2 separate regions of the Homo sapiens genome follow, and region 2 is linked to region 1. Evidence: read pairs that join two places in POLR2A ChIA-PET (ENCODE). Cell type or tissue: Panc1. All regions are shown on one strand. Links, peaks and the distances in the headings refer to the core of each region. The heading gives the core; the rest is flanking DNA. Region 1 has its middle 41 kb from the start of AKIP1. Region 2 overlaps IRAG1 (inositol 1,4,5-triphosphate receptor associated 1).

Region 1 (2,906 bases), core at 289-2,788:
CTATTACTTTTCTCTCTAGGTCCAGTCCAAATGGTCTGCTCTCCATTCTCTTGAAAGCTTTCCCCAGCAACTCTCCACCAGTTTCAGAAGCATACTTTGCTTCAAGGCTCTCCCCTCTTCTATGAAACCGCCCTGCCTCAGAATCATTTTCTCCTTGAGCTTTATAATTCTTAGATTCTAAGCCAAGTTTGTCCAACCTGCGGCCCATGGGCCGCCCAGGACGGCTCTGAGTGTGGCCCAACACAAATTCGTAAACTTTTAAAAATATTATGATTTTTTATGCGATTTATTTTAAGCTCATCAGCTATCCTTAGAGTCAGTGTATTTTACATGCGGCCCCAGGCGATTCTTCTTCCAGTGTGACCCCGGGAAGCCAAAAGATTGGACATTCCTGTTCTAAGCCAATTGATCTGAAATTATCCTTCACTCAAATGTCACTTCTCTTTCCCCAAGGAGTCCACAAACTCAAGACCAAGGATTTCCCTAATTACCAAGCCAATCCAATCTAAGCGTTCAGTAAAAAAATACTTTTAAGGTAAGAGTTGCCTTGGAGTTGTCTACCAAAATGGGTGCCCTTCTGGCCCAATTAGGGGATAACATTTCCCATACATACACTTGAACAATTTTTCTTCCCCCTATCTTGGGGAGTTTTTCCAAAGGTAATATTTGCCAGATAGCCTGGGCCCAGTGGCTCACGCCTGTAATTCCAGCACTTTGGGAGGCCCAGGCGGGTGGATCACCTCAAATCAGGACTTTGAGACCAGCCTGGCCAACATGGGGAACCCCATCTCTACTAAAAATACAAAAATTAGCCAGACGTAGTGGCAGGCGCCTATAATCCCAGCTACTCGGGAGGCTGAGGCAGGAGAATTGCTTGAACCCAGGAGGCGGGGGTTGCAGTGAGCCGAGATTGCGCCACTGCACTCCAGGGACAGAGAGAGACTCCGTCTCGAAAAAAAAAAAGAAAAAAATTTTTTAAATAAAAAATATATGCCAGATAAATAAAAAGGAGGGTTACATCTATGTTAGTCACCTAGGAACTCTCTGCCAGACCAGCAGAATTTAAGAAGCCTTCACTTCATGCATTCAACAGGCTCTTCTTGAGTTCTGGCCTTGTGCGGTCCTTAATTCAGCAAGGGAGATAGGCTGTGAACAATTCAGTCTCTATCTTGGATTAGCTTTCTGGACCCCAGATTACGTCTAACCTTTTAGAAACCCCTAATTCTGGCAAAAAAAAATCAATTAAGGGATTCACCTTCTGAAAAATATTAAAACAAAACAATGCAGCCCTTTGGGTTTTAACCCTGTGGCCCCATCCCAAAATGGCCAGTTGCAGTGTGTGCAGCTAAGAGGTAGCTGAAAACAGTCTTGCAGATGGGATAATGACCTCTTTGCCATTCCCAAGACCCTGCTATCCAAACAGCAGAAACACCTGGTTGGTAATAAAAGCAAGAGCTGGACTAAGGCTGTACTAAGGCAAATTTTCTCACTTAATGAAGAAGTTATTTTATTCATATTAATCATCAACTACTTTCATATAAAGATCCCAGGAAAATGCAATAAGCCCTCTTTAGAAACACTTGAAAACATTGTCTCTTGAACTCTACTCAGTTACTAAATTATTGGATAACGTGCCATAAACGTTGACTAGAGTGTGGACCCTTTAATACTTAGTGCGTGTCTGCACAAGGGCAAAAAGTGAACCATCCACAAATAAACATAGTTTAACTTGTTGCAGTAATAGCATGCAAAGTTAATTTTCCTTTGTTTGAGTTCCGTGTGTCTGTGTGTGTTGTGCGTGTGTATGTGTGTGTGTGTGTGCGCGCGCGCGCGCGCGTTCTTCAAGGAGCCTGCATACAAGCTGCAACAGCTCCAGGTAGGAGCTCGAATGCCGCCACCGAGAGGCAAGGCGGTGCGCAGAGCCAGCTCCCAGGACGTCCCGAGATCGGGTCTCCGCTCGGCACCAGGCAGCTCTTCACCGCCGGACTCTGGCCGCGAGGTTCCCCACCCCCAACCGCGCGGCCCCCGCCGGGCCGGAAAGCAGAGCCGGCGGCTACTGACCGCCCGGGAGGGCGGACCCCACCAGCCCCGCTCCTCTGCGCCTGCGGCGGCCCCCACGCGCGTACTCACGGAGCTGGACACCGCTGCCGGGGCCGGGAGTCGGGAGCAGAGGGAAAAGGGCTGGGAGGGCAGGGGCGGGACCGGGCGCGCACGCGGGAACCGGGGCCACCCGGCCCGGAGGCGCTTACCTCTGCGTTCCCCAGCCGGGCCGGGCGCGGCGCCTGGATGGGGTCTCGCCGGGAGCCGCGCGGCCCGGAGGAGGAGCCGCTCCTGCAGAGAGGGCGGGCGGCGGGCAGGCATCCGCGCCCCGGGCTGCGGCCGGGCTGCAGGGAGAGAGAGGGGAGGGAGCGCAGATTTGAGTGGAGGGGGCGTGGAGGATGTGCGCCTCCACCCAAGACAGAGAGGGTGGGCTGCTGGAGCCCGGCGGAGGGGAGCGCTCGGAGGCGCCGGAGGCAGCGAGAAAGCCGCGCCGAGAGTGTGCGAGGGAGGGTGGGGGACAGGGGTGAGGGAGGCGGGGGCCGGGGGCAGCAGGGAGGAGAAGTTGGCCCCCAAACTGGACGGCCCTCACCTCCTCACCATCCGACCAAGAGTTGTCTGGGTCTGGAGCAAAGCACAACGGGGTCTGAAACTTTATGTCATTTTCTCATACACACGTGACCCCCCTGGAGTCCAGATGGTTTCAATCACTGGAGGAAAAAAGCGGCTCTTCTGGTATGCGTGAAAAGCCGGAGCTGGGAGAGTCTGGGAAAAGCTGCCTGCACCGCCCGCCGGCCTTCAAACAAACCGATGAGCTCTTTCCCTTCTCCCAGTTCTCGGGCCTCGGGGGAGCCCTACAAAACCCAAAT
Region 2 (2,906 bases), core at 284-2,783, 1.8 Mb after region 1:
TATACTTTATGGGTTCCTACTTGTCCTCCAAGACCCAGTTCACATATCTCCTCCTTCATAAACCCATTCCTCCTCTTCACCTCAGGAAAAGTTACTCCCTTCCTGTAGTAGTTTCCTACTGCGTCTGTACCAAATTTCCACATATTTGGTGGCTTAAAACTGCACAAATTCATTATCTTACAATTCTTGAGGTCAGAAGTTCAAAATCCATCTCAGCAGGCTAAAGTCTAAGCATCAGCAGGGCTGTGCTTCTTCAGGAGGCTCTAGGGGAGAATCCATTTCCTGCCATTTCCAGCTTTAGAGGCTGCCTACATTCGTTGGCTGGTGACCCTTTTTTCTCCATCCTCAAAGCCAGCAGAGTCGCTGGCATCTTTTCTCCCCTCTGATCTCTGCTTCCCCCTTCACATTTCCTTCTCCTCTGACTTTCACCGTCCTGCCTCCTTATAAGAACTCATGATTACATTGAACCCGCTCAGTTAATCCAGGGTAATCTCCATCTAAGTATTCCCAATTTAATCATATCTGCAAAGGCCCTTTTGCCATTTAAGGTAACATCTTCATAGGTTCCTGGGTTAGGATGTAGACATCTTGGGGAGGGGGGAGTATTCAGCCTACTGCCCTATCCTCCCAGGGTACTTTGCCCAGAACTCAACCCAACTAGAATTTGAACATCTCAAGAGCAGAGACTCTGCCTTATTCATAGCTTTATGAATATTCTTATAATATTCATATTTTTATGACCTGCCTCCAGTACAGGGTCAAACACAGAATAGGCATTCACTAAATGTTTATTGAGTTAATAAATGAATGACACCGTATTTCTAAAAAGCAGAGAAGAAGGTTTTACATAGGCTGGGTGCAGTTGCCCATGCCTGTAATCCCAGGGCTTTGGGAGATCAAGGCGGGTGGATCACTTGAAGTCAGGAGTTCAAGACCAGCCTGGCCAACATGGTGAAACCCCATCTCTACTAAAAATACAAAACTTAGCCATCATCTGGGTTGCTATATAAGCAAGTGGGTGGCCTTGCCTGCCCTCATTCTCATTGAGCTTCCCCAGGTTAATGGCCAAGTTTTTCTCTCTCTCGATGATGTACCCGGGTTTCATGTCTTCTCTGCCACACAGATGTGCAAATTTCTCCCATAGTATTCTACAACTAAAACCTCACAAAAGGCCAGGGCCTCCTTCTCTGACACCTTCATGCTTCTGTTCTGCCATCCAGGAGTAATTTGCAAAGTGAATTTTCAGATTAACTTATCAATGGCTCTTCTAGCTTTAACCTAAGCCTAACAGAAGACCACAGAGCAGCCCCACCAGCCCCTCTGGCTCCGCTTGGAATGCTGACCAAAGCATTTCCTCAAACAGTTGGTTATGTGTGTTCAAATGCGGCAGCACCCTCGTGTCTGCTGCTGTGGTACTCTGGAACCACCTCCTTCCTGACAGAGCAGAGCCGGGAGGCTTTGCAAGGTGGTCATTGCCTTTAAACCCAGACCTGGACTCATGGCTTGATTCCTGCTCCAGCAAAGGCACAGACTCTGGTATTAGGGGTCCTGGCAATCCAGCACCTGGGATTGCCCATTCCCATGAAGCAGGCCTCTGGGAAATGTACCTTATTTCAGGTAGAAGGCAGGAGGCACTGTACCCACTTGATGGGATCGCACTAGGCCTTGATGGCCTTGGTTCTTTCAGAAGCCAACATGTGGGCTGAATCTGAGCCAACGGCCTCTTCCTTGGATCTCCCGGCCTCTGAACCTGAAGATGCCCTTTTCTTAGGATGGGAGCAAGGATGGATAAAGGCAAGCTGGTGTTTTGTCCAGGCCCAGAGATCTGTCAAGGGCCATCTAGACCACCAGGAACCAGAAGAGGCACCCTATTGCCTTGGATTCTTTAGAAACTTTGTTCCAAATAAAAATAAAGCTTCCTTGACTTGGCAACACCACAGCCCAATAAATAAATAAATAAGCAAAAAAAGAAAAGAAAATTAACACCCAGTTCCCAGTGTGCCTCTCTCATTCAGTTCCTCCTACTTCTCCATCATCTCCCCTTCCCTTCCTAGTTTTCTTCTAGGAAGAGGTCATCAGGGTCTATTAGGAACCTGTAGGAATACATATAGGAATATAGGAATATATGTAGGAACTGGTTTGGGAAAGTCAGAAGGAAAAGATGGCCTCCATGGTGCCTGCCTAAATCATTCACCCATTCTAGAAAAGCTTGTTGAGTGCTTCCTATGTGTTAGGTACTGTGCTGGGCACTGGGGCTCTGGGGTGTGTCCTCCAAGGCCACCTCCTCCAGGAAGGCTTCCCTGACCTCTCCTGGAAGCTATATTCTCCTCTGGTCTATGACAGCACTGTGTGGCTATCCCAATCTGCCAAGCAGTGGTTTCTGTTTCTCATTTGCAAAGCCTGAGGGCAGATAGCTTTCTTTTGTAACACAGGTACAGAGAAAGTTCTCAATACCTGGTGGATCTCTTCTTTTGAAAGCAAGGACTCTAGGAATCAAGCCTCACTTTTCACATGGCCTACTACACACCCAGCACAATGTAGATACGCTAGCTCTTGAACCATCTCAGGTCTGTGAGAAAGGAATTACTTGTCCATTTTACAGATGAGGAAATGGAGCCTTAGACAAGCAAAGTGACTCGCTCTAGGTCACACAGTCAGAAGGCAGAGTCAGGATTAAACACTGGGTCTCCTCTGCCCAAAATGGGATGTTTGGCTCTTCCTTAGAGAGAGCTTATTCCTATGCTTCTCTAATCTTAGCAAAGACAGAACAAGGGTATTAGGAGATGTTTTTTGATAGGGCAGTGCTCTTGATCATTCTAGATCCCAGCTCTTCCTCAGGGCCAGCACAGCCAACAAGAACAACAGCAGCCGAGACGCAGCCCCTCTCCGAGGAACTGGAAGTCCTT

What was found. ChIA-PET counts read pairs that join two places held together with the same protein. Peaks named below come from ENCODE experiments on the same cell type or tissue, not always from the same donor. Only the 100,000 strongest peaks of a DNase experiment are listed, where the experiment ranks them.
Region 2: POLR2A ChIA-PET joins it to region 1 with 5 read pairs; 1 of 35 experiments calls an interaction of 5 or more read pairs at or near these places.

Annotation. Positions count from the first base shown.
Region 1 is chr11:8,868,705-8,871,610 of GRCh38, forward strand. It overlaps a transcript of DENND2B not described here. Among named protein-coding and RNA genes, the nearest start is that of AKIP1, 41 kb to the right of the region's middle. In Panc1, for the core only: CTCF peaks have their summits at 1,849 and 2,050; a DNase peak (open chromatin) is centred at 1,797; H3K4me3 peaks cover 1,720 bases; H3K27ac peaks cover 856 bases.
Region 2 is chr11:10,661,275-10,664,180 of GRCh38, forward strand. All of the region lies in intron 1 of IRAG1 (inositol 1,4,5-triphosphate receptor associated 1), which reads right to left. Among named protein-coding and RNA genes, the nearest start is that of IRAG1, 31 kb to the right of the region's middle. In Panc1, for the core only: no CTCF peak of the experiment used is centred there; no DNase peak of the experiment used is centred there; H3K27ac peaks cover 451 bases.